2 separate regions of the Homo sapiens genome follow, and region 2 is linked to region 1. Evidence: chromatin loops called from intact Hi-C (ENCODE). Cell type or tissue: CD4-positive, alpha-beta T cell. All regions are shown on one strand. Links, peaks and the distances in the headings refer to the core of each region. The heading gives the core; the rest is flanking DNA.

Evidence for each region. Peaks named below come from ENCODE experiments on the same cell type or tissue, not always from the same donor. Only the 100,000 strongest peaks of a DNase experiment are listed, where the experiment ranks them.
Region 2: it touches region 1 in a loop (3-fold over the local background); 3 of 110 quality-filtered maps call a loop at or near these places.

What each region holds. Positions count from the first base shown.
Region 1 is chr9:70,477,380-70,492,955 of GRCh38, forward strand. The region is part of intron 3 of KLF9-DT (KLF9 divergent transcript); the gene reads left to right. Among named protein-coding and RNA genes, the nearest start is that of KLF9, 71 kb to the left of the region's middle. RefSeq lists an enhancer at 7,994-8,300. In CD4-positive, alpha-beta T cell, for the core only: CTCF peaks have their summits at 7,307 (motif pointing left) and 7,508; a DNase peak (open chromatin) is centred at 7,332.
Region 2 is chr9:70,388,942-70,404,517 of GRCh38, forward strand. All of the region lies in intron 1 of KLF9 (KLF transcription factor 9), which reads right to left. LOC124900273 (a long non-coding RNA gene) reads right to left here. Exons shown (of 2, transcript XR_007061576.1): 2 at 4,116-15,576. Among named protein-coding and RNA genes, the nearest start is that of KLF9-DT, 17 kb to the right of the region's middle. RefSeq lists an enhancer at 9,221-9,523 and a silencer at 9,474-9,523. In CD4-positive, alpha-beta T cell, for the core only: no CTCF peak of the experiment used is centred there; a DNase peak (open chromatin) is centred at 9,400; H3K4me3 peaks cover 480 bases; H3K27ac peaks cover 4,208 bases.

The sequences.
Region 1 (15,576 bases), core at 3,759-11,758:
GATTAGCAATGTTTGAGATATGTGGCAGATTGCCCATTAGACTGGGTCCTCGGGTGAGGACCCAGCTGATTCACAATGGGCATCTGGTGAAGGCAGTAAACATACCTTTTTTTCGTTAGGCCATTCAGATACAGAGGTTATTTGTTACTGCAGCACAACCTATCCTATTCAGACAGACTATAATTTCCTTGAGGGCAGGAGACATGCTTAACTCACCTTTCTATCCCCTATAGAACATAGTAGAAGATCTTGTGGATGTTCAATAACTATTGCTGATTATGTATACTGAGATAGGGTAAACTACATGAGACTGGAGAGTGGGACTTGGTCTCAGAACTTCAACTTGAGATCTCAGTCTCTAAAAAATCAAGATAAATATACAAGATGATTCTACCTGTATTCTAATAAGAGTCTCTGGAGCACAATTCTGAAAAACATTTTCTTTTGAAAAAACTTTTTTAAAAATGAAAGAAGATTCTTGCATACAGGGAGGCAGAATAGTGTAATCAAAGGAATCTGGGCTTTCAACCTTGGATAGACTTGGGTTTAAGTGCCAGCTCTGCCATGTCCATGGCTGCATGATCTCGGACAAGTTATTTAAGCTCTTTGAGTCTTGGTTTCTTATCTATAACAGGGATGATATCAACACCTACTCTACAGGATTACTGTGGGGTTGAAATGAGAGAATGTATGTAAAGTACTTGATACATTATGTGTGATCAACAAATGTCATTCTGTTAGGTCTTTGCTCCCACCAGGTGTGTGTGGGTTGGTGCAAACTCTTGCTTAATTCTCTGAGAACTCCCCTTCATTTACTCCTTCTGAGATCTTGGTTACATGCCCAGTCCCTGGATTTATTTAGCTTGGTCCAGGTCAGATCCTTAAGGTTTTGCATTTACTGCCCCAGGCACACTCTGGCCTGAGAAATTCCATCTACGACTGGCTGGAGTTGGCACTAGCCCTTGGCAAATAACTTCAATTGGGAGAGAAGTGTTTTTGAGACAGGCTCTTTGCTGCCAAAATTTTAAATAGGGCCTTCTGTGAGGGAGGTCTGGTCAGGGAAGTGAAGGGAGGTGATCTCCCCAGGGAAGAAAAAACTTAAGGCCAGGCATGGTGGCTCAGGCCTGTAATCCCAGCACTTTGGGAGGCCAAGGTAGAAAGAGCCCAGGAACTCCTCAAGACCAGGAGTTTGCTTGAGCTCAGGAGTTCGAGGCTAGCCTGGGTAACGTGGCAAAACCCCCGTCTCTACAAAAAACTAAAAAATTAGCTGAGCATAGTGGCGTGCACCTGTGGTTCTAGCTACTTGGGAGGCTGAGGTGGGAGGATTGCTTGAGCCCAGGAGGTTGAGGCTGCAGCAAGTCATGATCACTCCACTGCCCTCCAGCCTGGGTGACAGAGTGAGACCCTGTCTGGAAAAAAAAAAAAAAAAAGAATTTAAGATATCCCAGTGACCAGTTCCAAGAAAGCCCCACCTGGGCCTGAGCACTGGCTCTAATGACAGGCGATTGATTACTCTTTGAACTCTGGGATCTGTCAGTGATGGTGGCAGGGGAGTCTGCGAAATTATCCTCAGTGACTGACTCCTTGGGCCACAGGCTGGGGCATGGTGTGGTGGTCCAAGGGCTTGTGTTCTACTGGACTCTTGGACCTGTGAACTTGTGTTTAGGGGTGGAAGTATTGTCCCTGACTAAGTCCTTGAGGCCAGCTCCCTCCTCCTCTCCCATGTAGCTACAGCTGTGGTGTGGCATGGCCAACCTCCCCAAAGGTGCTTGTGTAACTTGTTTTTCAAAGTCTTGGCAGGAGCTCTGGTCCTGAAGTGAGAAAGGGAAAGGGTGTTTACATTCTGGAAGAACAGTTCTGAGAAGTGTCTCACATCAGGGCTGTCCCTGAACAATCCTTGTTCCCCAGTATCTCTGGAAGCTTCTTTTCCTATGGGATGGCTGGTCACAATCATAGAGATGATCTTGGACCTAGAGGAAACAAGCTTGAACATGACAGAAGGTAGGCAGTGAGGAAGCGCTGGTCTGCCACCCAGGGTTTGCTGCCCTGTGTAAACTGCCCTCCCTGGAAAGGTGAGGAAGCTCTCCAGGACAAGACTGTTGTTGCCCCAGTGCCTCCTGCCGTGCCTGGAATAGAGCACAGGGCTACAAACAGGTGCTCCATAGACATTCACTAAGTAAATAAATTGTGAAAATACGTGGGCAAGAAAACATTTCAGAGGTCACATTGGTGCAAATTCTTAATTGACACCAGGTTAACAGCTTTCTCTGAATAGTACTTACATTAATAATAACAATGGTTACTATTTATTAAATACCTAGTGTCTGCCAAGCAAAGGGAGATATTATTTCCTTAAATCCCACAATAGTTCTACTAATAGGTAGACTCTCCCCAGTTAATAGCTGACAGCGCAGAGACTCATGGGCACAAATCTGAGAAACTTGCCTGAGGTTCACCCAACAAATTAGGATTCAAAGCCACTGCCTAGGAGGCCCTGATTATCCTCTTTCTGTTTCTCTGTGAGGCCCCTCTGTGCCCTGCTCACCTCCTGCTGGTCTCTGCTCCTGCCACAGCAGCGGGGAAACAGGAACCTTTAAAGAAGGCTGAGGTGCAGTTCCATCCCTCCTGGGGCGGGCAGTTGTGCATTCTTGCCATTTTTTTCCTCTTGCAAATAGGCTTGAAGTCAACGTAGAAAGGGCAATGCAAAAGCAGCCCCGTTCCAGATGTCTGCTTTGTCATACTTTAAAACACCCACCCATATTCAGGCCTGTCCATCCTTCATTCTGGCAGCCCTCCCCTCCCGCCTTGCCACCTGTCTCCATACACAGCTTTCCCTTTTCCTGTCCTTCCTCTTCTGATGGGTGTGAGGGCCAGATTTCACTTCACTAGAACAACCTTGCTACTAGTATTATTCTAGGGACAGGCCCTGGCACAAAATAAACACTCGATAAGTATGTGTTGAATTGCACTTTAAATTCTAGACAAAGGAGGAAAAAGCTTTGGATCCAGAAGAAAATAGAAAAGCTGGGAGTGGGGGTTAGGGTAACAATGAACTTGATCCTCTATCCCCTCTTTCCTCCCTCACTGCCTCCCTCCCTAAGCCCGGGCAGCAATGTACTTAGTATTACTGCTGTCATCTGATTACAGTAACATCCAAACAGATTGAAAAGCCCCAATCAATGCCAGAGCTGAAGTGCACACGCAGGGGGTTGTTCCCTTGGAAATGTTGCAGCTGTAATTACTCTCCAAAGAGAAAAATCTAAACAACTTTCTTGACCCTCTGGGGAGAGGAAGTAACAATTGAACTACAAGGGGCAGAAAGTCATTTCTGACGTACCGTGTGCGTGTGTGTGTGTGTATGTGTGGGTCCCCACCTTCGCAGTGTACTGTCCAGAGATCGTCTTTGACAGCCCTGCATTCAAACGCCGGGCTGTGGGTCGGCGGCGTGGTGCCTGCTGCTGCCGCCGCGGCAGCTGAGATCATGCTGTTGATCTTGTTTTACACAGAGCAGCCCAGCCTGTTGTGCCAGTACAGAATGTTCTCTTCTGTGAACTGAGTTTGAACTTTTCCAACCCACTTTGTTTGAGGAACCACACAGACAAAGAGGGAAAAGACAGGGAAGATAACCCCCAAATCGTTGAAATCGTGGTGATCTCTCGGATTTTGGCCTAGACCATTTGCTTTTTCGCTACTCAAAATTGACCATCCCAAGCATTACACTTCCTGAAAGAGCAAAGCGCCTGTGATGTCCGTTTTCTAAGACAGGACTTGGCATCAACTTTGGAAATTAACGAGTCTGTCACTGTCTCTCTTCAATTTCTTTTTTTCTTCTTAGGTGTTCAGGGAGTAACGGTAATAAAAGTTATTTTCCTTTAAAGGAAAGGTAAGGCCCCTTGTGCTGGTGACTTCTCTCTCAGTTGTTCAAGCTATTACAATATTCCAAATAGTGTTCCCAGTTTGCTGTTATAACTGGAAATAATTGATTGTAAGGATTTTGGGTCACTGGCCTCCATATAAATGACCAATGAGAAAAGCTGTTAATGCTTGGTAAAGTAAGGTGGTTGGAAATACCTTTTCAAAAACCATCCTCATATAGCAAGACCCCATCTCAAGCAACAACAAACAAACAAAACCCACAACTTTCAAGTTAGATGAGGTCCACAGGAAAAAACAACCAAAAAAACCAAAGCCATCTTCACCTAGTCATAGGGTTGAGTCTCCAGTTGTTTAGGGGGTTGCTTGGACGATCTGAGTGGGAGACCTTTATAGCATAGACAGAATGGTGCAATGCAGTGATTTTCCAATGTACTATTATTAGTTTTTAATGATAGTGGATTCCTTTCTTTGGAGTAAAATTCACCAAACACTCACTGGTGAAGCAGGAAGAGCACAACTTTGAAGTGTGAGCTGTGGATCTGAAGTGTGAGGTGTGGGTTTGAGTCTCCTTCTACTTAGGGGTGCTCCTGTGATACAGGGAAAGTCACATCTTCCGAGCTTGATTGGTGAAAGGAGCATAAGGCTTGTCTTGTATACTTGCAGAGTCATCCGTAAGTGTCCAGTGTTATGCTGTTGCACCAATGAGAGATTTTTCTCCTAAATTCTCAGTTCTACCACCTGCTTCATAGTTTGGGGCTGCTGTCTTATGGTTTTTGCTGACTGCTGGTAATAAGGAAATCTCTAGAAAGGAGTCCTTACTCTGAGATGGGGCTAGTTCCCAGAGATTCCCTGTGACTTTTTTCTTTTTCTTTTTTTTTTTTTGGGATGGAGTCTCACTCTGTCGCCCAGGCTGGAGTGCAGTGGCACGATCTTGGCTCACTGCAAGCTTCGCCTCCCAGGTTCGCACCATTCTCCTGCCTCAGCCTCCCGAGTAGCTGGGACTACAGGCGCCCACCACCATGCCTGGCTAATTTTTTGTATTTTTAGTAGAGGGTTTCACTGTGTTAGCCAGGATGGTCTCGATCTCCTGACCTCGTGATCCACCTGCCTCAGCCTCCCCCTGTGACTTTTGTTGTTGAAAAGTCACGTGTCAACATGCCATCAGAATATTAAATAGTTCATTCATTCTATAAATGCCCCCCTGAATGCTTGCTATGTTTAAGTTGGTGACTGGAATCTAGGGGTTGAGAGATGAGTAAGATATGTTGACTGCCTTCAAAGACTTTATTGTCCAGTGGGAGAGGCAGAAATACATACTCACACACATGATCCATAACATAGTATTTAAAATGCAAATGACATCTGGGCATGGTGGCTCACATCTGTAATCCCAGCACTTTAGGAGGCTGAGATGGGAGAATCACTTGAGCCTAGGAGTTCCAGACCAGCCTGGGGCAACATAGTGAGACCCCCATCTCTACAAAAAATAAAAAATATAATATTTATAATACAAAGGAGGTTGATACATGCTCAGTAGAGATACACATAATAAACTCTGATGGTAGAGGAACAGGATGAGGATTCTGATACGAAGTTGAGGCAAGAGTAAGCTAACAGTAAAGAAAGGAATTATAGTCTTTGTCGTTAATAGAATTGCATGGTATATTTGGGTAATGATAAGTAGTTCTTGTGGCTGAATGGTTGGTAGAGTTATGTGGGAAGAAGCAAAAAAAAAAAAATAGATTGAGCCTAGATCAGGGATACCCACGTCCCCCTGTTGTGCCCCTTGCTAACCTTTCTTCCTGAATTTGAATGAAGCCTCAGAATTCTTCTCAACATAGTTCTCAATGAATCAGTTGGGATTGGCACTTGGGATGGAATCATTTGTCATTCCTGACTTGGGAGTTAAATCCCATGCTTACATATTTTATTTATTTTGGTTATTCTTGGGAGTTATTGCATGTTATTAAGACCAGAATGATATGAGAGAATGACACGATTCAGTCTGTTTTGGTGAGGTAGCTGATGGCCATGGGAAGGATCCATGGGAAAGGTGAGAGGCTGGAAACAGGGAGACCACTAAGAAGATATACAAATCATCTGAAATAGTACGAGTGGGAGGGAAAAGTAGACTGGACAGATGAGGCACTGGGACAGATAAATGACTCAACTCAGCAATGACAGAGGGAGAAAGAAAACTTGACCATAACTGAATTTTCTCACCTGGGTGACTGGATATGGTTTGGATATCCAAACCGTATCTGCCCAAATCTCATGTCGAAATGTAATCCCCAGTGTTGGAGGTGGGTCCTGGTGGGAGGCAATTGGATCATGGGGTCGGATTTCTCAGGAATGGTTTAGTACGATCCTCTTGGTACGGTCTTCACAATAATGAGTGAGTCCTCACGAGATCTGGTCATTTAAAAGTGTGTGGCACCTCTTCCCTCTCTCTGGCACCCGCTCTGGCCGTGTGATGTGCCTGCTTCCCTTTTGCCTTCCACCATGATTGTTTAAGCTTCCTGAGGCTTTCCCAGAAGCCGAGCAGATGCCAGCATCATGTTTCCTGTACAGCCTGAAGAACTGTGAGCCAGTTAAACCTTTTATCTTTATAAATTGCCCAGTCTCAGGTATTTCTTTATAGCAGTGCAAGAACAGCCTAATACAGTGACTGCTAGGAGAGAGGAGCCAAGAGAAGGAATACAGGACCAGGGTCTTTTACTTCTCTTTTTATAAAGGGAAAATAATGAGTTGGGTTTCAGACAGGTTGAATTTGAGGGGTCTATGGGACATCCATGGGGAGAATTCTAGCCATCATTTGGAAATACATATCTGGAGTTAAAAGCCAAAGAGGTAGTTCAGGATTCAGTCACACAGAGGAACCAATGGAAGCCTTGGGAGTAAATGCTATCACCTAGGATGAGAGCCACACAGGGCATTTATAGGCCTGAAAAAGGACAGCCAGGTTAGACCTTGAGAGGTGCCTAATGAACACCAGAGGAAGAGAATCTGAAAACAATTCCTAACAATGTGGAGTGTCGTTAGTTAAATCCAGACCTCTACTTCTGTGTCTGATTCTTCTTTAACATAGAGCAATGACTCACCTCAATGTGGCCTGTTGGTGTTTGAGAATGAACAACACAGGTAGCTTTCTCCTGTACATCATTTATGGGAGTGTTTCTCAAGATCTCCTGATAGTTGACCATGACTCACAGTGAGAAATATACTTTATTTTGGGACCAACAACATACATGTCTATATAATTATTTAAAGCAAAGGGCTTCATGAAACAATATCTACCTGTATCTTCTGAAATTAATGCAGATATGTTCTGTTTTATTTTATTAAAAAAATGCTAGTCGGGTCCCACTAAGTTGGTATCACAACCACTAATGTGTTTCAAACCCGTAGTTTGAAAGACACTGGGTTGAGGGACTGTGGTTTCTGGAAGTCCACTCTCCCTCTAGTGGTCGATATCTTTCAGGACAGACTCAGCTCAGCCTGAGGATCAGTGGAGAGGACTTAACCCCATCTCCAAAGGCCTCCCTTATGTGTTGGGATTTTTAGCTTTGGGAGGAAGTTTAGGTGAGTCCTACCAACAGGTTTACTTGTGATGTTCCCAGATGCAAATAATAATAATAGACTTTTATTGAGTCAGGCCCATTATATACATTATTAACACAATTAGTTTTAATACTAAGCCTCTGAGGGAAGTTCAATTATACTTTCTTTTTGCGGATGAGAAATAGCAAGGCTAAGAGAAAGAACTTGCCCACGATCACACAGCCAGTAAACGGTGATGCTGACATTCAAACTCAATCAGTTGGTTTGCAGAATCCAGTGCTTAATGCTATTCAGAAAACGTTCTGAAGAGTTGGACAGTGAGCTGTATCTTCCTTGGTTCACCCATGCTTCTGTGCCATGCCTTGCTAAGAGACTTCTGTGTCATTTAGCAAGGCGTAGTCTTTGCACCGTATGCTTTAGACCCTCTCTATGTGTAGCTTCCTCAAGTTTGAAGTTTCTTGGATAATCAAATATCTGACATGCTATCATGTCAGGAGCCAGGACAGGCAGGAGAGAGAAAGAGTAATGGGCAGGCAGGGGCTGCTGAAAGGGCCTCTGAAGCTGGGCTGGAAAAGGCAGTCTGAAGGGATGGAGTTTAGACCCTCATTATCTCCACCTGGCAGCAGCTTCCCCACTGACACCCTGCCTCCGTGCTCACCCCTAAGAGTCCAGCCCCCTCCGTGTCTCCGCCAGGCTTATCTGTGCAAAGCAGCACTGTCATCATCACTCTCCTACTTCATGCTTCCTGCTGACACTGCAGCCTCATCTTGTCCCAAACTGAACTCTTCTCTCTTCCTTCAGTGCCAGCTTTTCCTTTCTGCCCCCTCCCAGCATCTACAGGATACAGTTCTGGGTCCTCAGATGGCCACCCCAGACTCATGGTGGGCCCTCCTACCTTCCTCCACTCCTCTCCCATTATTTGCCCACGTGAAGCCCAGCCTGGCAAGTTTTCTCTCTGTCCCTGGATTCATGGTACTTGTCTGATCTCAGTGCTATGCCCACATTGTGACTTTTCATGGAACGCATTCCCCTCCCCTTTTCTCCCCATCCTTCAAGACCCAGTTCAGGCCTTACCTCTTCCCTATGGCATCCCCTCATTCCTTCCTTTATTTTTGCATCTTTGCTTTTATAGTTTACATTGATCATATCACCAAATACTGTGGAATATTTAAATAGTTCATGTTTTATGCTCTCAACTAGATTCATTCATTGATTCATTTTAAAACTATTTATTCAATTGCCTATTAAGTTTTGGGCACAGGAAATTTAAGGAGAGTGAGGGTAAGAATAGGTGTCATAACTCCAGGATCCACAAAGTGGGCCAGCACCGTCAAGGCAGTGGAGAGCTGTTGTTTTTAACCCTTTATTTCCATTCTCCTGGGAAAACACCCTGATTTTCTTTTGGTTACTCTATTCTAAGTCTTAGTCCTTGTGGTATGAGCAGCGCTGACCTTTCCTCCTTGAATGAGAAGTGGGCATGAGGCCGAGGCCTGGCCCATGAGAGAACTGCATTCCCTGGTCACAGATGTTGGTTCACAGATGAGTCTGTGACTGTGGCTAGGCCAGTGAGAACTAGCCCTGGGCTCTTGCTAGAACTGCCTGGGCTGTTAAGCTGGTAGGATGTGATCCTGGAGCTCTGGCAATTATTATTCTTATTTTATTTTTTTGACACAGGGTCTCATCTGTTGTCCAGGCTGGAGTGCAGTGGTGCGGATCTCAGACCACTATAACCTCTGCCTCCCAGGCTCAAGTGATTCTCATGCCTCAGCCTCCTGAGTAGCTGAGATTACAGGTACATATCACCACACCCGGCTGATTTTTAAATTTTTAATAGAGATGGGAGTTTCATGTTGGCCAGGCTGATCTCAAACTCCTGACCTCAAGTGATTCACCTGTCTCGGCTTCCCAAAGTGCTGGGATTACAGGTGTGAGCCACTGTACCCAGTCTCTGGCAATTATTATTACCACCACTGGGAGAGGGCCTGCCTGAAGATGAAGCCAACATGGAAGAAATCCTGAGAGTAAGGGAATGGAAAGCAATTGATTCTGGATAACAGCTTTTGAGCACTTCAATCCAGCTAATACTATACCTTGAAGCCAATACATTCTCTTATGGGTTACATTGATTTCTGTTGAGCTTCTGTAAGTCACAGCTAAAAGAGTTCTAATTATTGCAGTGTGTGCTTCATGCTCTATAATTATCTGCATCTGACTTGAACCTGTTCCCCTGACCCCAACTAGCCTAGACTGATTCCCATCCCAATTGAGGTTGGGTTGAGGGGCAAGATTAAAATAAATCTGGCCAGGCATAGTGGCTCACACCTGTAATCCCAGCACTTTGGGAGGCCGAGGTGGGCAGATCACCTAAGGTCAGGATTTTGAAATCAGCCTGGCCAACATGGTGAAACCCCGTCTCTACTAAAAATACAAAATTAGCTGGGTGTGGTGGTGGGTGCCTGTAATCCCAGCTACTTGGGAGGCTGAGGCAGGAGAATCGCTTGAACCTGGGAGGTGGAGGTTGCAGTGAGCCGAGACCACACCATTGCACTCCAGCCTGGGCGACAAGAGCAAAACTCCATCGCAAAAATAAATAAATAAATAAAAAATAAAAAATAAAATGAGCCTGGGGATGGAGGGACGATGAAGAGAGGTTGGTTAATGGGTACAAACATACAGTCAGATAAAAGAAGTAAGTTCCAGTGTTTGATAACACAGTAGGGTGACTATAGTTAACAATAATTTATTGTGTATTACAAAATAGCTAGAAGATAAATGTTCCTAACACAAAGAATGATAAATACTTGAGGTGATGGATATCCTAAATACCTTGATTTGATCATTACATATTGTATGTATGTAACAAAATATCACATGTACCTCATCACTATGTACAATTATGTGTCAAAAAAATAGTTTTAAAGAAAAGATGAAAGTAAGTCAATGGCTTTAGCATGGCTCTGGTCACAGACAAGTGCTGTTTTTTTTCTCCGCATTGAATCCTTCCCACAGAGCCTGGGGCCTGGTGCTGATATCCTCTTAGCATTCGGGGTATACCTGGCACTCCTGTGCTGGCTCATGTCAGCCTTTTATATAAATAGCCTGTATTGCATCTCTGAAAAGAAGGACAGGGCGCAGTGGCTCATGCCTGTAATCCCAGTATTTTGGGAGGCTGAGGTGGGTGGATTGCTTGAGCCCAGGAGTTCCAGACCAGCCTGGGCAATATGACAAAACCCCGTCTCTACTAAAAACACAAAATTAGCCTGGCATGGTGGCGTGCACCTGTAATCTCAGCTACTCTGGAGGCTGAGGCACGAGAATCACTTGAACCTGGGAGGACGAGGTTGCAGTGAGCTGGGTGCGGGCCACTGCACTCCAGCCTGAGTGACAGAACCAGAGCAAGACTCGATCTGACAAAAAAAAAAGAGGATAGGATCCTCATATTGAGCAAGATTTATAGTAATGTGCTTATAAGCCTGTAGTGGGCTTATAAACAGTAAGTGGCTGTGGTTAGGTTACAACAGAGAAAGGAAAACTTACTGTAGTCTTCATTTTAATAATGCCTGTGCATGAGTAGTGGCTTCTGAGTGTGTGTTTTATTTATTCTCTGATAAATTCTTACAAATCAATTGGCATATATTTAATAAGTACCAGCTATAAATTAGAGACCAAACCTTTTTAGTCATTGCACAGCCCTAAGCAGTAGCTGCTTAATTCATATTTTTGGTAATTAATTATGCTTCGCAGCCCTCAAATTATTTAGAGATATGATCGAGCAGAGGGAGTACAAATTTTTGGTTTCCAGTAAAGTACTCATCTTCACCCCTGGTTCAAGGAATGACCCAATATTCCTAAGCTAGTGGTAGGAATATTTTCTTTCCCTCCAGCATTTAGTCTCAGATTCTTGGAATGTTGTCAGTCTCAGAAGTCAGAGGTTGGGGAACATTTGAAAATGCTGTTAACAGAACAGATTATGCCTTGAACTAAATCACTTGTATGCCTCACCTTAAACGTTCCTAGGCTGCCCGGGGTGACTTCTTGTGCCTGCATTTAGTCTCTGGCTCAGGCTACACGTGGACACACCCTTGGATTAGCCCCAAATTGGAGCTTCTCCAGTTGAAGGTGTCCCTCTTAAGTGCTTCTGCCTGGTGAATATTTGGAATATTTCAGGTGCCCTCTCTGGCCCCTTTTACTTAAATCTTTCTGTAATAAAATCATAATAAAATAACTTCAGTGACCTTCTGCTAAGGAGCCCTAGAAACAGCTCTGGTTAGAGGCACTTCCAGAAGTAAGACCAGCCACAGTTCTTTATGGGGGATGAGTTGGGAAGGGCCATCTTATCAGAGAATATGATTTAATTACAGCTGCTTAGGAGCGAGACTTCCCATTCTGGCTAGTTCCTATTAATAAAGCTTAGAATCCTGAGACAGAACAACACCTTCCTTCCCCCAGATATCTCAGGAATCATTAGACTTTAAAGATCCAGCAACAATTTTATTTTTCCTCTAGTTGGGAGTAGGGAAGTGTGGCACTCACCTTCCTTTCTCCACTGGGGTTCAGCAGACACTGATTTTATGGCAGACTCAAAGGCAGTGTTCTCAGCCTTGGGGCACACTAGAATAACCTGGGGGCTTGAAAAACTATTGAGGTCAGGTGCTCACCTCTCAAGATTTTGAATTACGTGGTCCGGGCTATAACCTGGCATCGGGATTTAAAAATCTTCCCAGGTATTTATAACGTGCTATAGTTGTTTGATCTGATCAGGTCCAGGAAAAGAAAAAAGCTAAATCCAGACTTTGCTTAAACAGATCATCATTGCCTAAAATTGTTTTTCTATATGCCAGAGAATATGGAATAATAAGAAATATGACTTTGTAATAAAGACAGCTGGAAAATTCTTTTGATTGTTTTTTATTGTAATTGGGGAGAGTAAAAATCTTGACTTTGGCTTGGCCTGGTGGCAACTGTAATTCCAGTGCTTTGGGAGATGGAGGTAGGAGGATTGCTTGAGGCCAGGAATTTGAGACCAGCCTGGGCAACATAGTGAGATCCTGCCTCTACAAAAAAGTTTTAAACATACCTCTGTCCTGTCAAGATATCTTCCCCAAAGTGAAGCAAGTTTGAAATGAGTGAACATCAGCAAGTACCACCATTCTCAAATTTCCCTGCCTCCCATACTGTCTACTTGGTTTTCCTGTTTTGTGTGAGGAGTTACTAGAGTTGTAGCATATTACAGTAGATAGGGAGTGTTGATATCCTTGATTGTGTTCTCTTCAATTTGCAGGCAAGGAACCGAGGCCCAAAGAGTTAGAGGATATGCCCAGGGTCACATGGTCAAGTAGTGGTTGTAATGACATTCTTGATTTTACCCAACACCTAGTCCCTATTTCTTTCTTTCTTTCTTTCTTTTTTCTTTTCCTTTTTTTTTTTTTTTTGAGATGGAGTTTCACTCTGTCACCCAGGCTGGAGTGCAATGGCGTGATCTCGGCTCACTGCAACCTCTGCCTCCCGAGTTCAAGCGATTCTCCTGCCTCAGCCTCCTGAGTAGCTGGGATTACAGGCGCATGCCACCACGCCCTGTTAATTTTTGTATTTTTAGTAGAGATGGGGTTTTTCCATGTTGGTCAGGCTAGTCTCAACTCCTGATCTCATGTGATCCACCCACCTCCACCTCGGACTGCCAAAATGCTGGGATTACAGGCATGAGCCACTGTGCCCGGCTCTCTAGTCCCTATTTCTTTCTTCTCAGCGGAATCTCAGTTTGGGGTTCTATTCCTCTTATTGTGACTCAGAAGAAGCTGACACCATTTGCAGCTCCAGTATAGATCTTGGTTAGTCTAAGCCAATGAATGAATGTCATTCTCCTGCCATCTGCTGTTGATCTAATGGTGAGTACATGACCCAAGATGGATCAGTCAGACTGAAGGGGACGACTTATTTCCCATGCTTGAAGGAGAAGATTCTTGTTCTGTCTCTTGCATAAACCTCCATTGCCACTGGGAGCCATCTTTTCACTGTCAGGGGTCCATCTGATGCAGGTGTCCAAGCACAATTAGAGCACCGCTCAATGTCTACTAAGTGAGGTGTAATTCTTAGTACATTACACAGTTGCCTCACAATGTCTAGCAGGCTAGGCTACTCCATTGGGCATCTGGGCAAAGCGGCGTTCCTTAACTTTTCCAGGCTGCTGAGGAGAGATGGTGATTAGCCATATCATGGCACTGAGGGAATTTCTGTGCGTTAGTCTTTGGCAATTAAACCTTATGCTGTTCCCCAGTGCTGTGAGTGGCATTGCCTGTATCTGCATAAGACTAGCAAGACAGAAGAAGAAGAAACTACCTGACTCAGCCAAGTGACAGACAATGCAATTTTAGTTGCCTGGTGACACTTTTAGTTGCAATGATGTACTTTTTGTTTCAACTTGAGCTGCTTAAATAATAAAATATTGGCTCAAGTAAATAAAAAGTACTGGAGTGTGTGCCTAAAACCAGAGGTTCAAATGATTTCACGTGTACCCTGTCTCTTGGCTTCCCTATCATCCACATTGCCTTTCTCGCATTCCACATGGGGGCAAGACGGCAGCCAATGACTCCAGACACACCTTCTTCCATGCCTAAGACCAATGGAAGAGAGTCGGGCCTCCCTCCTGTCTCAAGTACTGCAAGTGTCTCCTCACCCCTCATGGGCTCTGGTTGGATTGCATGCCCATTCCTGAACTAGCCATTATGGCAATGCTTTGAATTTCCAGGCCTCAATTGCCTGTCTCTCCCCAGGCTGAAGAACATAAACGGAGATCGGCAGCATGTCCCCAGAGGAAAATCACTGTTCTGTTACCGAGGAGACAGGAAAATAGGCTCTGGCTGTCCAAGCTGATATACCTAGAAGCTTTTCTGAATGTGTAGTTTTTTTTTGTTGTTGTTGTTGTTTGTTTGTCTTGTGCAAAGAGCAGGGAATTTGCAATCAGAAGACTGAGATTTCAGTCCCAACTATCTGAGTCTCAGCTCCACAATTTTTAAATGGGAAAGGCTATCTTTACCCAGTTTGAACCTGGTATTGCTCTGAGGCTTGAATGAGATTCTGGATAGGAAAGTGTTATTTAAAATGATAAGGGCTAAACAAAAAAGAGGGATTGTTGTTATTACTATTATCATCTTTTCTGAGTTTCTCCCACTCATACTTTGGCTATGTGCAAGGTTCTCTTAGGCAAGACATGAAGATTAAATGCAGCTAGGCACAATAGCTCGTGTCTGTAATCCTAGAACTTTAGGAGGCTGAGGCGGGCAAATCACTTGAGCTTAGGAGTTCGAGACCAGCCTGGGCAACAAGGCACAAGAATTGCTTGAGCACAGGAAGTGGAGTTTGCAGCGAGCTGTGATCTCACCACTGCACTCAGCCTGGGTGACAAAGTGAGACTCTGTGGCAAAAAATCAAAAACAAACAAACAAATTAGTCAGGCATGGTGGCATGCACTTTTAGTCCCAGCTACTTGGGGGGCTGAGGTGGGAGGATGGCTTGAGCCTGGGAGTTTGCAGTGAGGTGAGACTGCACCACTGCACACACCCACCTGGGTGACAGAGGGAGCCTCGGTCTCAAAGAGTAAATGCATTATTAGCAATTAGGAAGACTTTGGCCAGTGTTGCTGTTAGCACAGATAGCAGCTTTCTTACAATCAGAAATAGACCTCTCCTTCCACCTCTAGGCAGTGCAGTCCCCAGGGAACATGGTTTGCCAAGTGGATAGCATCATTGTGCAAATAAAAAGTCATCCCTTCCTCTAGGCAGACCCACCTGCATGCTAGGGCACACAGCATTGTGATTGGAGTGCATGCTGGATTCCAATTGTTGCTACCCTTTTTGCAGGAAAGTGGGGCAGTTGGGAGAGGGGGGCTCTGTGCAGTGTACAACCTGCACAGCTCTGTACTCGGGGCCCTTACTTTGGTGGTAAATCACTGGGCAGACTGAACTCTGGAAGGCTTACTCCTCATTTTCCTGGCAAAGTGCAGCTACCCCTCTAAGACCAATGATCACTTTGCCTTTTTTGAGCCTTTTCACTTCATGCTGAATGCAGCAGTCTGTGCTGTCTTTCTTAGTTAACCACCCACTAGTGATCCAGATTCTGCTGGTCTTTTCAGATGTTCACCTG
Region 2 (15,576 bases), core at 4,484-12,483, 88 kb before region 1:
ACCAGCCTGACCAACATGGTGAAACCCCACCTCTACTAAAAATACAAAAATTAGCTGGGTGTGGTGGCGTGCGCCTGTAGTCCCAGCTACTTGGGAGGCTGAGACAGGAGAATTGCTTGAACCCAGGAAGCGAAGGTTGCAGTGAGCCAAGATCATGCCACTGCACTCTAGCCTAGGCGACAGAGTGAGACTCTGTCTCAAAAAGAAAAAAAAAAAAGAAATGTTTGTTCCTTCTGCCACATCATAATCCTTTAAATATCTGCAGACAGATATGTCTTTCTTTAATCTCTTCTCCCATTTCCAAACAATTCCAGTTTCTTCTATATTCCTCATAAAAGATGAACTAACATTGTTCTAAGCATAAAGCTAAGGGCTTCCCGTGCCCTTCTCACTGAATTTTCACAAGCACTCCACAAGGTTGCCCCATTTCACAGATGAGAAAACTGAGACTTGGAGGGTTAAACTCTGTACTCAGGGTCACATAACTGGAAAGCAGAGTAATGAACTGGCCCTGTCTACCAAGGCCCGTGCTCTTGGCCACTTGGCTGTCCTGACTCCTGGGGGTCCTGGGGACTTGACAATTTCCACATCCCTCTTTCCGATTGCTTTCCTTGGATTCACACTAATGTCTGTGTCCCACTGAAAATGCAGCTAAGTCCTGCCTGCCAGATGTTATCAGGCCAGCATCCATAACCTCCTGCTGCTCCCCACCCCACAAGATGAAGGCAGGGGAGGTGAAGGCCATGTCTGTGTTTGGGGAGGACATACACAGGCAGACAAGCAGACGAGCTGTTGAAGATGAGAACCACACTTGTTCCACTTATAAGTGACTGCCATCGCCCTGGCTCCCAAGAGCCTGCCTCTGCCTACTCTTCACACCTTTCCAAGCACAGCTGACAATAGCTGCTGCATAGACAGAGGACACACAGCCTCCTGGTTTCCGCAGAACTCTCCAGACACTCCTTGGCTAGGTGTGAGGAGTGAATATTTTCTCACTCCTGTCCCGGCCTTCCCAGAACCCATAGAGAAACTGCAGAGGCTGGGAGCTGTCCAGCGTGGTGCATTTGAGTCATCCAAAATTATTCATTCTATTTTCCCCAGCGTCTCTTAACCTGTGCTGATGAGATGCAGAAATATGATAAAACAACCAAATCTATCACCTTTGTGATAATCTATTCATGATGAAGGCTCTCTGCTGTTTTCTAAGCAGAGCAATAGTCATAACAACACCCTGTACAACGTACTTTTCGAGGAAACCCAATGTGGGTAAAACGAATCTGTAGCAGTTGATTCTCTATGTGCAGATCTACGTATAAACCCTTATGGAGCTCTGAGCTGAAAAGCTACGGCAGCAAAAGGCAATAGCAAACCAATGAATGCTGGGCCCTACTCAAGGTGGATAAGAGCTAGGGTTATTGATGCATTTTGATGCTCGGGGATGGGGCTGCAAAGAGGAAAAAAAAAAGAGTTTCCCGTGAAAAACTCAATAAAGACATGGAGTTGAAAACTACACTTCTGCAACTTCCATTAGATAAACAGGATTTTAACCCACTTCAGCAGACTTTTGAGCAAAAGTCAAAATACAGATTGTTACAACCCCATCAAGGCTGAGCTTCTTGAGGCAAAAATAATGTCATGTATGACTTTTGTCCTACTCATGGTGCCAAGCATTTGGTAAATGCTCAAACTTTACACACACACACACACATACACACACTCTCTCTCTCTCTCTCTCGTCCTCCTCCTGGTCACTCACATTGAAATCTGCTCAGATATTACTGGCTACTGGAGAAACCTGAGCTATTGCAGAATTAGACTGCAGTGAAGTCCTCTTTAACCCCAGTGAAGCAGTTATGGGGGAAATGTTTTTCTAAACATGTTCTATGAAAAATATAACAAGGGGTCAGAACTCATAGAATGGTTAAGTTGCAAAAAGCCAAACCAAACCAAAACAAAACGCCCTCTCTGCTCGGTCCTTTTTGGAGCCCTTTCTCCACTCCCTTCTGATGTGGCGGTGAGGAAAACAATGAAAGGAAGAGCTCAGTGTTTTCTCAATGCTTGTTAAGACAAAAACTCATTAGAAGTGGTTTTCTTGGAGGAGTGCTAATGTGGCTTAGCCTCCTCACTGGCATGTGTACTCATTTCTTTCAAGTGAGTCATGAGAGGAGGGGGTTCATTTAGTTGGGGGATCTGTGTCCACTGTGGGGAAAATGGACCAGAAGACCATTCAGCTGTGGGCTAGGACTGGAAAAGGAGTAAGATACTCTCGCTGTGTTAGGAAGATGGCTTTCTAGAAGTGACCATGGAAAACTGGCATGAAGCCATCAGAATAGGAGAACTATTAAGTTTCTATGCTTGTGACTTACATATATTTCAAGTGTAATCAGGGTTTGTTCCCACTGAATTCACTTTCGACCTAGCTGACAGTGATACTCTCTTGACTGCCCCTTGGAGCTGTCATTTTGTGATGGTTCTCCTTGCTTCTAATCCAAGTGCTGTCATTGACCTAGCGTCCTTATCCCTGAAGTGTTTCACAGAGAGCAGAGAGGGACACCCACAGAGCCCCGAGAAAATCAAGAGCAAATAGAAGCTTCGTTAGACTCATGTAACTTGTATAATTCAAGTTTACCATTTTTACGCATTTAAAAAAGATCTGCTTGGAAGTGAGTTGCTAGTATAAAAGGCCCGGGATCATTTTGATTTATCTGGCATCCTTTGGAAAACTTTAAAAACTTTTTGGTCAGTGATCTAAATCAGGGGCTAGCAATCCACATCCCACTGGCCAAATCTGGCCTGCCATGAGCTAAGAATAGCTTATACCATTCTTATATTCGGTTTTTACCAAGTGGTTGAAAAAAATTAAAAGAATATTTCATGACAGGAGAAAGTTATATGAAATTAAAATTTCCTTGTCTGCATATAGTTTTATTGGAAACAGCCATGCTCATTGGTTTAAGTATTATCTACAGCTGCATTCTCAAAACAGCAGTGTTGAGCAGTTGCCCACAGAGACTGTACAGCCTGCAAAGCTGAAAATATTTACTATCAGGACCTTTTGCAAAAAGTTGGTTGATTCCTGATCTCAATCAAAAGACTTGAAGCTGGGTGTGGCGTTGCACACCTATAATCCCAGCTACTGGGGATGAGGCATGAGAATCGCTTGAACCCGAGGGGCGGAGGTTGTGGTGAGCCAAGATCACGCCACTGCACTCCAGTCTGGGCAACAGAGTGAGACCCTGTCTCAAGTAAATAAACAAATAACAGAGGACTTGAACTTCTAACTGGCCACCAGAATTTGTAAATTCAAATGTCTTCAGGAGCCAGACACAGGTCGGGGACAGGGTGGGAGCAGGTGCATTCAATCATGGATCATAATGGATTCCATGGTGAACTGAACAGGGTGCTTCCCCTACTTAGAGGCATTCAATTTCAACATTATAAATTATGGTGCCACCCAGTGGTGTGTACGCAGGCTGGATTCTGCTTAGGGACCTACAATTTGTAGCCCTTTGAAAAATCTCCCACCTTTTTAATACAGTGGAGAGTTTGGATCTAACATGCCATGATGTTGAATCTAACATCCCAGCATATAAGTTAATGACAGTCATATAATAAGGTATTATTTAGAAAATGATAGATGTTTTGCACTTAAGAAAGCATGGAATGGGGAAGTCACATGTAGACGAGAACAGAATTAAGGCTGAATGGGACCAGAGATGATCTACAGAGGAGGAGAGGACTGGCCTAGAGAGACGGTCACTCCACCTTCGTCTGGCAGCCTGGGGGAAACCAAGTCAGGCCCTCTCTTTGAGGCTCGGTGCTAAGGTCTAAAGGAGAATGGTCAGCCTTCACGCTGAACAAATCACACAGCAATGCAACTATCAATTAGAGAATCTTTAAACCTGTCTTTAGTATTAATGAGAGAGTTACCATCCTCCTGGGGATAGGGAAAAAAATACCCAACACACTTGTACCACTGCATTATTTCTGGCCTTCACAGGAAAACACACCCAGAGGCAGTGACACAATAAACTCCACTTTACTGGAGCAGAGCTGTTAACAGCACAAGTTTCTCTGAGTTCTCATTATTTATATACCACTCCCCGCCCCTTTCAGTAACAAGCTAAGCACCTCTTGCTGACTGACTCAGCTCAGAGTATAAAATAAATGTGATCAAAAAAGCTACTGAACACTGCGCACAATGTGTAAAAGACTTCCTTTGCAGAGACAGTCATCAGGCCTCCAGAATTCTCCTGGGCCTACGGAGGGTGCAAGAACAGTGGACTGGGGCCCCCTGGCTATGTGCTTGCCTACTTAGCACAAAAGGACACTTGCTGCTTTTGAGAGGGAGCCTCCTCGACTGCTGATTAGTTGATGATGCCAAATGAAGCCCATTTTTTTGTGGGCAGTCCTGAAACGAATGGAGGTGAGTTCTCCATAGAGAAGACAGAGACCGGGTACTTGCCAAGTGCCAAGCTTGCTCACTGGACATAGGCAACCCTCCCCAGACTCCCTGAGCTGTCCAGGCTGCCACTGAAGTCCTGCCTGGGGTCAGGGAGGCCTGCCATCTGAATGTCGTCTCTTTCCTACCTGGTTCTTCTCATCTTCCCTGCCCCACCCAAGTCCAGGGATGGGTCTAACTTTAATGGAGACAGGAAAGTCAAAAATACAAAATCAAAAGCTTCCATTGCATCTAGCAAAAGTAAACCAATCTGGTAAAAAACAAATCTAAGGGATTTAGGCCTCCTTTTCAGAACAGAGCTCAAACAGTGCCAATTAAGAATTAAAGTTTCTTGCAGATGTAGAAAATCAAGACTTCTTCTAGAAGAAAAATAATGCTCAGCCGCTCAAGATGGATCACTTGAACACAGAAGTTCAAGACCAGCCTGGGCAATGTGGTGAAACCCCATCTCTACCAAAAATACAACAAATTAGCCAGGCGTAGTGGTGCTTGCCTGTGGTCCCAGATACTTGGGAGGCTGAGGCGGGAAGATTGCTTGAGCCCAAAGGTTGAGGCTGCAGTGAGCTATGATTGTGCCACTGCACTGCAGCCTGGGTGAGAGTGAGACTGAGACCCTGTCTCAAAAAAAAAAAAAAAAAAAAGAGTGGTTTCTGATTGCAAAAACAGCACTAGGATTCCATAGATAAAAGAAGAATTTGGGCTGGCTGTGGTAGCTCACGCCTGTAATCCCAGCACTTTGGGAGGCTGAGATGGGAGGACTGCTTGAGCCCAGGAGATCAAAACCAATCTGGGCAACACAGTAACACCCCAACTCTACAAAAGAAATGTAATTTTAAAAAGGACAATTTGATATTATTAAATCATACTGATATTATTCCCCCATTTAACAGCTCATACACACACACACACACACACATTTAGTATCATTTAATATCATATACACACTCTTATCGTGTACAAAATAGTATATGATAAAATTGAACAACCATCCCTAATAAAAGCTTTCAGGAAAATAAAATAATTCCTCAGCAGTATAAAAGATCAGCTCTGAAACCTTTCCTCTGCAAGGTCAACAGTAAAATAAAGGTAGTATAACTACTAAAGTCTAGCCCAAAGCATAAATGGACACCCGCTCCCATTGCTATAATTTAACATTTTCCAGGAAATACTAATGAGTGCAATTAGATAAAATAAGAAGTAAATGGTGAGAAGAAGGGGGGGTTATAAAATAAGAATTATTTGCAGTTGACACAACTTTCTCTTTGAAAAAATTCAAGATAACTGAAAAATCTAATCTAAATTAAAGGTGCATTCACAGATGTAACTGTACAAAAGAGCACTGGCTTTCTTATATGCCAGCCATAACCAGTCAGAATAAGCCTAACAATAAAAGTTCAGGACCTTGGTGAAGAAATGCATAAAGCCTCAATATAAAAGAAAATGAACAAACAAAATGCTTGCCATGCCTTTGGATGGTAAGGCTCAATGGTGTGAATATGGCAATTCTGTACAAATTCATCTACGGAATTAACACACACCGTAAGAATTTCTTTTTCTAGAACTTGACAAAGTTATTTCTGAAGTTCATTTGGAAGAATAAACATGCCCAACTTGCCAAGAAAATTTTGCGGAAGAACAAATAATAAGTGAGCACTTGCAATACTAGTTATTAAAATGGATTATTAAAGCTGTAATAATTAAGATAGTGAGATAGCAGCACAGGAAAAGACAAATCAGTGGAACAGAGTAGGGTCTGAAAATAACCTTAAGAATCTATAGGGATTCTGTACATGGTAAATGGGGTATTTCAAATCAGTGAAACAGAAAATGTTTAATTCAGTAAGTGGCTTAGATGTCAGGTAAAAGAAAAAAATTAAATCTTAGTCCCTACCTCATACTTTTCACTCAAATGATTTCCAAATGGGCTATAAATGTAAATGTAAAAAATAAAGCCATAACGATAAAATATAGGTGAGCATTTTTAGAATCCTGGAATAGAGACTTTCTAAACATGAAACCAAAAGCAAAATCCTACTTGAAGGATAGTTTTGAATACGTAAAAATGTTAAACTTCTGCATGTTAAAAATATATATAAGTAGAAAAATTTAAGAATCAAAATAAATTAAAAGAAATTGAAGCATATGACAAAATGTTAAAATCTGTAACACAGAAAGGACTTGCAAATCAAAAAGGAACAGCCCAACTTAATAAAAGTGGGCAAGGATGCAAATAAATAATTTATAAAGTAAGAAATACTGGCCAGACGTGGTGGTTCATGCCTGTAATCTCAGCACTTTGGGAAGTCGAGGCAGGCAGATTGCTCGAGCCCAGGAGTTTGAGACCAGCCTGGGTAACATGGCGAAACCTCATCTCTACTAAAAATGCAAATATTATCCAGGCTGTGTGGTGCACACCTACAGTCCCAGCTACTCAGGTGGGAGGATCACTTGAACCAGTGAGACAGAGGTTGCAGTAAGCTGAGATTGTGTCACTGCACTCCAGTCTGGGTAACAGAGCCAGACGCTGCCTCAAAATAAATAAATAAATAAATACATAAATAAAATACTAATGACCAAGAAATAAATACGAAAATATTTAATATTTCATACAAAAATATATTCAATCTCACAAGTAATCAAAACATGCCAATTAAGACACCAGCAAGATATCTGTGAGGCTAGTGAAAACGTTAAAAAATCTGTTCATACCGACCACTGGTGGAGGCATGAGGAAACAGGCCCTCTACCACACTGGTGGGATTTATAATTAATCCAGGGCCATCTGGCAATATTCTCCTGCAGATTATTTTTGGCAATTAATTTGATAATAATTAGATAGAGACATGAAAAGGGATACCAGCATTGCTTATGAGAGCTAAAAGGTGGTAACTTAAATGCTCAAAAATAAAGGGCTGGTTTAATACATAAAGTATATCCTTACAGGGGACTAATATGTACCTGTGAAAAAGGTACCAGACTGTTATATAATGAAATGGAAAGATGTTAGCCATACACTGCTAACTGAGAAGAACAATGTATGATCAGCTGCATAAGTGTGTGAATATATATGGAGAGAAAAAAATCCTGTTGCCCACAAAATATGGGCTGGCTGAGGTGGTTCATGCCTGTAATCCTAACACTTTGGGAGGCTGAGGCAGGAGGACTATTTGAAGTCAGGAGTTCAAGACCAGCTTGGGCAACACAGTAAGACCCCATCTCTACTACAATTTAAAATTAAAAAAATATTAAGTAAAAAGAATATATACAAAATTTGAACAATTACTATCTACCAGTGAGGAGATAAAGAATAACTTCTACTTCCTTTTGTAATTTTTCCCTATGTTTTCTGATTTTTTAAACAGTGAGTATAAATTTCTTTTATGAGAAAAAGTCAGAAAAAGTTATTTTAATATTTTTTAAAAGTCTTACAGAAAACAGCGATACATCTGAGTTTAAACCATTCCACAAATGGCTTGATCAAGAATATATTCCAGGCCAGACATGGTGGTTTATGCCTGTAATCCCAGCACTTTGGAAGGCTGAGGAGGGAGGACTGCTTGAGGCCCAGAGTTCAAGACCAGCATGGGCAACATAGTGAAACCTCATCTCTTAAAAATTTTAAAAGGAATATATTCCATGGGCATGGAAGTGGAGGGCAGTAGGTGATTTACTTTCTATTGAGAAATTACTGGGACACTTCAGTAAGTGATCCATGACCAAAGAGAGAAGAGTCATTTTGTCTTCTTCTCAAACTAATTGTCAGAAAGTCAGAAACTTCCTGGCCCGGTGTGATGGCTCACACTTGTAAACACCTGTAATCCAGCACTTTGGGAGGCCAAGGGGGGTGGATCGCTTGAGGTGAGGAGGTTGAGACCATCCTGGCCAACATGGTGAAACCCTGTCTCTACTAAAAATACAAAAATTAGCCAGGCATGGTGGCACATGCCTGTAATCCCAGCTACTCGGGAGGCTGAGGCAGGAGAATCGCTTGAACCCTGGAGGTGGAGGTTGCAGTGAGCTGAGATTGCACCACTGCACTCCAGCCTGGGTGACAGAGTGAGACTCTGACTAAAAAAAAAAACAAAACGGAGAAAGTCAGAAACTTCCTGAATATACTACATCTGTCTTCTCACTCCTCTATTTCCACCTCTCCTACTTTTTCCATATGTGAAAGGGACATGGCCCTCTTATAAGAACAGACAGGAACCTTCCTTCAGAGGTGGAAATGCACAAACAGTAACAGTAGGGTTGCCCAACAAAGGAGTGTCCTTGTTAGAAAGCAGGTGAGAGGAGTCAGATCATGAAGAAGTGCAAAGATTTGAGTCTAAGAAAGCATTCATGGACCAGACTGGTGGGGAATGCATCCACATAGACCTGCCCTGACCCTAGGCCTCAAGCACCCCATTTGTCCATCACCATCTGGCTTCTCTCCTCACCAAAAAGCAATGTCAACATGCAGGTACGAAACATGAACAGTTGCTTTTTTCCCATTCTCCATTACCCTCATGTGCAGAACCACCAATACACATTACGGAAGAGGTGTGCAGGCCATTCCTGGGTACAGAGAAGTCCACATTTTTCTGCATACATCATTTCAATGAACACTGAACTCAAAAATCATTCATTCAAAAGTCTCCTGTTTATCAGAAATATTGCTTTGCATGTAGATGTTCTGAACGAATAAAAATGTTAAATAGGCTTTGAAAGAATAATCCTGCCTGAATGCCATCCCATCATATTACTACCATTTGCTTCTGACCTCTCACTGAATCCTGCTTGTGATTTGGCTTCCGTTTATATTGTATTTGTTGATACAACAGAGACAGTGTAGGGCTTAGGTGTGAGATTTTACTTCCGGATCTCTGTGTTTATCTGTAGAAAGCAACTTGTCCTATGCTTTAGGTTCTGAAATGAGAAGTGGGTGTGTGTCTCTGACATCTGTATGCAGCACTTCCTCATTTAAGCATGTCAGAGTCTAAGAAGCAAGCATATCCAAATATCGTGCACACATTCCCAACCTCAGCTATCTGTGAGACAGCACATGCAGTTCCAGCAGACCTCAAACAAAAGACAGCAGATAACAGAATTTTTTTTTTTTTTTTTGAGATGGAGTCTTGCTCTGTCACCCAGGTTGGAGTGCAGTGGCACGATCTCGGCTCACTGCAACCTCTGCCTCCCGGGTTCAAGCAATTCTCGTGTCTCAGTCTCCCAAGTAGCTGGGATTACAACAGGCACCTGCCACCATGCCCAGCTAATTTTTGTATTTTTAGTAGAGACAGGTTTTCACCATGTTGGCCAGGCTGGTCTTGAACTCCTGAGCTCAGGTGATCTTCCTGCCTTGGCCTCCCAAAGTGCTGAGATTATAAGGATGAGCCACTGTGCCCAGCTGACAACAGATTCTTGCCTCTTTAGGTTCTTGATTCAGCAAAAACTATACATTTTCTTTTTCTTTTTTTCTGTGAGGCAAGGTCTTGCTCTGTCACCCAGTGACGTGATCTTGGCTCACTGCAGCCTCAACCTCCCAGGCTCAAGTGATCCTCCCACCTCAGCTTCCCAAGTAGCTGGACCACAGGTGCATGCCACCACACCCAACTAATTTTGTTTATTTTTTGTATAGTCAGGGGTCTTACTATGTAGTCCAGGCTGGTCTCAAACTCCTGGGCTCAAGTGATCCTCCTGTCTCAGCCTCCCAAAGTGCTGGGATTACAGCCGTGAGACACTGCACCTGGCCAAGAGCTGTCTTGAAGTCTCAGTTATATGGCCCTGCCTGAAAACTAAAAATAGTGCAGAGGCAAAATGTGGACCCTAAACATAAATTTTTAACACAATGAAGATCTGCCTCTTGGTGTAGTGTGATAAAAGATCATAAAAGTCAGAGTAACAGAATTTAGAGGTGGATGAAATCTTAGGGATCCTCCAAAGGCCCAGAAAGATGATGCAACCTCCCCACAACCACATAGCTAGCCCTTCAAAGACCAGACCCTGGCCCAGACTAGGTAATTCCTGCCATCCCAGACTATGCTGCCTTTGTTCAGCTATTTGTGGGAAACATAGATAATAAATATCTACCTAGGCATTAAATATTGAACAAGATATAAATGCCTAATGGCAAAGCTATCCCAAGAACAGATTCTTTGAATCTTTGCAATTTTGGTGATTTTTATCACCATGGAATTCAAACCTGTCATGTTTTAGATGAAGCCAACTCAGAGGGCAGATGACGTGCCCAAGGACGCCCTGCACAATAGTGTGTGACCAGATTAAAACCAGGTTTCAAATTGCTCCTTCAGTTTTATGCACAAAATGAGATTAGATGTGAAAGAAGAGCCTGGACTCAAACTAAAAGCACAGAGACTGACCTTTCACAGTGCCTTTTTTTCCAATTCTCTGCCTTCCAGGCCCTTCCTTCCAAATGCATTGCCTCAGGGGGATCAGACATAGTTTAGGATAAATAAGTTGCCACTGAGCTTTAATTTTCAAAGTAGCATTTAGAAAACCTAAGTCCTTGAGCTTAAAAAAACTCTCAATTTGCCAGATCTTCCAACCAAGACATGAGGGGCAGAAAAAGAGAAAGAGCTGGTAGGACTGTATTAGAGACACAGAGGTCTCTAAGAAATATCCAGGTCTTTATTCTCCTTGTAGAGACAGCCTTCGAGACATGCCTAGAGGAAGTGCCTTATACAAATAAGGTCCTCTTGGAAGCCCCACACAGGCCATAACACCTGAGGAGTTGGGGAGCTACAGCTGAGAGGGGTCTCAGTGTGCGCACCCTTCTAAAGTGCAGGGTGGGGAAAAGGACTGTGTTCCTGAGCCCAAAACTGTGCTGTTGGAGAAATCCACAGGAGGACTGGGTCACAGTGCAAGGATCTAACACCCAGAGCCACTGATGTCAGCCTGTGAGGATGGGGACACAGGCAAGTGCATGACAGACGTCTCAGTGGACATCACCACAAGGTCAAAGGACAGCATGCAACATGGATGGCTCTCCCACGAGGCTGAAACAAGAGATGAGCCCCATGCCCACCAAACAGAAGATCACTCCCAGGGAAAGGAAAGGCAAGGGACCCCGAATTAGAGAGAGAACCCTGATTTTGCAAACATTTAGCCAAAAGAGAATACAATTTAATGCAGAAGTAACTGAGACCCTGAAATGCCAAGAAAAAGATTGTCCCCCAGCAGCAGAAATGGAGAGACTGATGCCTGATTAGTCAACACGTACTCTACCTGCTAGGCTGTGGCATTCATAAGGACTCATGGTGAAAAGTGATGCCACTCCAGCAAGTGTTTCCATCCAGGTTTTTCCCTCTGGGCTCAACCTCTGCACACTGTATGCACACCACAGTATGGCTGCAGTGGCCATAAATCCTACTCATACATGCCACATGGGCCACCAGCAGCTTTTCAAGCTTTTAACCCTTCTACTCTTGGGATGGAGTGAGCCACTAAGTCACATGGCTTGATGTTTGGCACCAAAGACCACAAAGAACTGCAGGTCAGAGCTGTCCACCCTTCACAAAACAGTCCCCACTCAACCCTCCCCCTGAGATCTCAGAAAAGGAATATAGTCCCCTCTTTGGGCATGTATTTCTAGAGGGTGTTTTGAAATTTAGGAGCAAGCAGGGCTTTGGGAAGAAATGCCTCGGGTTAGGCTGGGTGTTAGTGACTCATTCCTGTAATCCCAACAGTTTGGGAGACTGGAGCAGGAGGATCACTTGAGGCCAGGAGTTCGAGACCAGCCTGAGCAATATAGCGAGATCCCATCTCCAAAAAAAAAAAAAAAAAAAAATTTTTTAAATTAGCTGGGCATGGTGGTGCGTGCCTGTGGTCCCAGCTATTCAGGAGACCTAGGTGAGAGACTGCTTGAGCCAAGGAGCATGAGGATGCAATAAGCCGTGATTGCACCACTGCACTCCAGCCTGGGTGACAGAGTGAGACCCCATCTCAGGAAAACCAGCCTGGCCAACATAGTGAAGCCCTGTCTCTACTAAAAATACAAAAATTAGCTGGGTGCGGTGGCTCATGCCTGTAATCCAGCACTTTGGAAGGCCGAGGCCGGTGAATCACTTCAGGTCAGAAGTTCGAGACCATCCTGGCCAACATGGTGAAACCCTATCAACTACTAAAAATACACAAATTAGCTGGGTGTGGTGGCGGGCACCTGTAATCCCAGCTACTTAGGAGGCTGAGGCAGGAGAATCACATGAACCTGGGAGGCAGAGGGTGCAGTGAGCTGAGATCGCACCACTGCACTCTAGTCTGGGCAACAGAGCAAGACTCCTTCACAAAAAAAAAAAAAAAAAAAGAAAAGAAAAGAAAAGAAAAAAAATTAGGCTGGCTGCAGTGGCTCACGCCTGTAATCCCAGCACTTTGGGAGGCCAAGGTGGGTGGATCACATGAGGCCAGGAGTTTGAGACCAGCCTGGCCAACATGGTAAAACCCCGTCTCTACTAAAAGTACAAAAATGAGCTGGGTGTAGTGGCATGTCCCTGTAGTCCCAGCTACTCAGGAGGCTGAGGCAGGAGAATTGCTTGAATCTAGGAGGCGGAGGTTGCAGTGAGCGAGATCATGCCACTGCACTCCAGCCTGGGCAACAGAGCGAGACTGTCTCAAAAAAAATAAATAAATAAAAATAAAATAAAATAAAATCAATTAGAAAAGAAAAAGAAAAAGAAATGCCTCAGGTTAGAGAAAATAGCCTATGTTTTTCACACTGGGAACCCCCCGCTTCAGTGGGATAATGCTCACTGAACAAGCATTTTGGGGCTGGCCATGAGTATGGATTACAATACGAGAGAAAGCCAGCTGTTTGGTTGTCATTCTGCTTATTTTCCTTAAAATGGTAATGGTACAAAACTACTGTAGAATTACAGAGCACAGGGAGTTAAGTCACTTTTATGTGTTTTTGTTAAGTTGTTTTTAAGCTCTACTTTTTGCCTCTTATGATTTATTACAGTGTTTTTCTTGGGCATTGTGCACACTGAATACACTTCTGAATCCCAGTGGGAACTGCCATATAAACAGCTCGTCTTTGCATAGACTAGGCTTTTACCTATTAGCATATAGGGTAATAAATGTTCCTGTAAACATGATTTGTTTCTCTGGACATTAAAATGGACAGACTGGAATTAAAACCAAGTCAATGGCTTTGAAGTTCACCCTGCTGCTGTTATACTTGTTCCATGTGAGGCTTTTATTATTGGCTTCTAGAACATCCACTCAGGAGGGCCAGTGGGTGTTTGCCTAAGCGTATGTAATACCTGTCAAAATCATCTATCTTCTGCAAAGACCCTTCTGTACATTCACTTATGGCCTATCTTTCGGGTTGAACTCCAGAGATAGTTCGGAGCTCCTTCCCACCAAAAGGAAGAAAAATATATAGAAAAAAAAATATCGTACTGTTTGCCTCTCATTTTGTCAAACTCTGTTCTTTGGAAAATCCTGTTGGTAGTTATAAATGGGATGATAGCCGGGCATGGTGGCTCACACATGTAATCCCAACACTTTGAGAGGCCGAGGCGGGTGGATCACCTGAGGTCAGGAGTTCAAGACAAGCCTGACCAACCTGGTGAAAACCCATCTCTACTAAAAATACAAAAATTAGCCTGGCATGGTGGGGTGTGGCTGTAATCCCAGCTATTCGGGAGGCTGAGGCACCAGAATGGCTTAAACCAGGGAGGTGGAGGTTGCAGTGAGCCGAGATTGTGCTGCTGCACTCCAGCCTGGGCAGCAGGGCGAGACTTTGTCTCAAAAAAATACAAATAAAAATAAATAACTAACTAAATGGGATGACAGAGAGAATGGGTGTTGGTTTTGCCTGTCTGGCATTTGTTCCCTTCTGGATAATAAATAACACATTAAATTTCCTTTTGGCAACAACTCCTTCCCCATTCTGGATATATGTAGTTCCAGGGAGGGTGACCCCACACCTCCAGACCCAGAGATTGGATGTGACCCAGTCGTGCCACAGTGATTCATTTCAGGGATGGGGCACACAATCTGAACTAGTCATGGAGCTTAAAGCCTGGAACTTTTGCTGGAATCTTTGGGAATGGAAAACTGTCTTTCCTTGGGGTTTGCTTAAGTGGCAGGATATGAGTCTGGAACTGCGGGCAGCCATCTCACCACTATTTGGAGACAGCCCCCACCAACCCCATGAATGAGGCTGTAGCAAAAGGCAGCAAAACTGAGCCATGGAGAGGCAGAAACTGAGTGCCTGTATCCACAGACACCGAAATGAGAGCTACCCCTAGATGTGTTTGTAACCTGAACCAATAAAGTTTCATTTTTTTTATTAAGCCAGTCCCTGTTTGGATTCTGTTGTCCTGACTAATACAGCTTTGGGCCCACAACCAGGTTATTTTTCAATGGGAAGGAAGCAGCTTCTGGATAACTATGGAAAATACAGAGTAGGTATGGTCAGAGTCCAAGATTTCTGCTGACACTCCTAACCGAGGTTCATGAAAACCAACCATAAGCCAGAGTCAGAACAACAAGAGTAGACAGCTGAAGACTGGTGGCTCTGGGACCAAACCCAAGAGAACCACGTAAAACACAGGGTCTCTTCCCACTGGCGGAAACTCAAGGGGTCCAGATCAGCAAGCATTCATGCCCAACTCCACCCACCTAGAGACAGACTAGGAAAATTCCAGTGTAACCTTGAACTACGTTAACTAACTCCCAGTCTGATTCCTCCTATTAAATGAGAAGAACAGCACCTTTCTATCTCACAGGATTGCTGTGAGTTTAAATGTGACAATGCATGTAAACCATTTAGCTTGGAACCTGACATATAATAAATGTTAGAAATTGTCATTATTATCACTATTAGCCACAAAATCCAAAGTGCCTGGTACCAGCATTTTACACAGCTTTTTGCATGTAAGTCACTCAATAAATAATTTAAGTGAATGAGATGGCTGGGTGCAGTGGCTCATGCCTGTAATCCTAACACTCTGGGAGGCTGAGGCAGGCAAATGGTTTGAGCTCAGGAGTTTGAGACCAGCCTGGGCAACATAGTGAAACCCAGCCTCTACAAAAAATGGTGTGCATCTGTGGTCCCAGTTACTTGGGAGGCTGAGGTGGGAGGATTGCTTGAGTAGGGGGTAGGGGGAAGT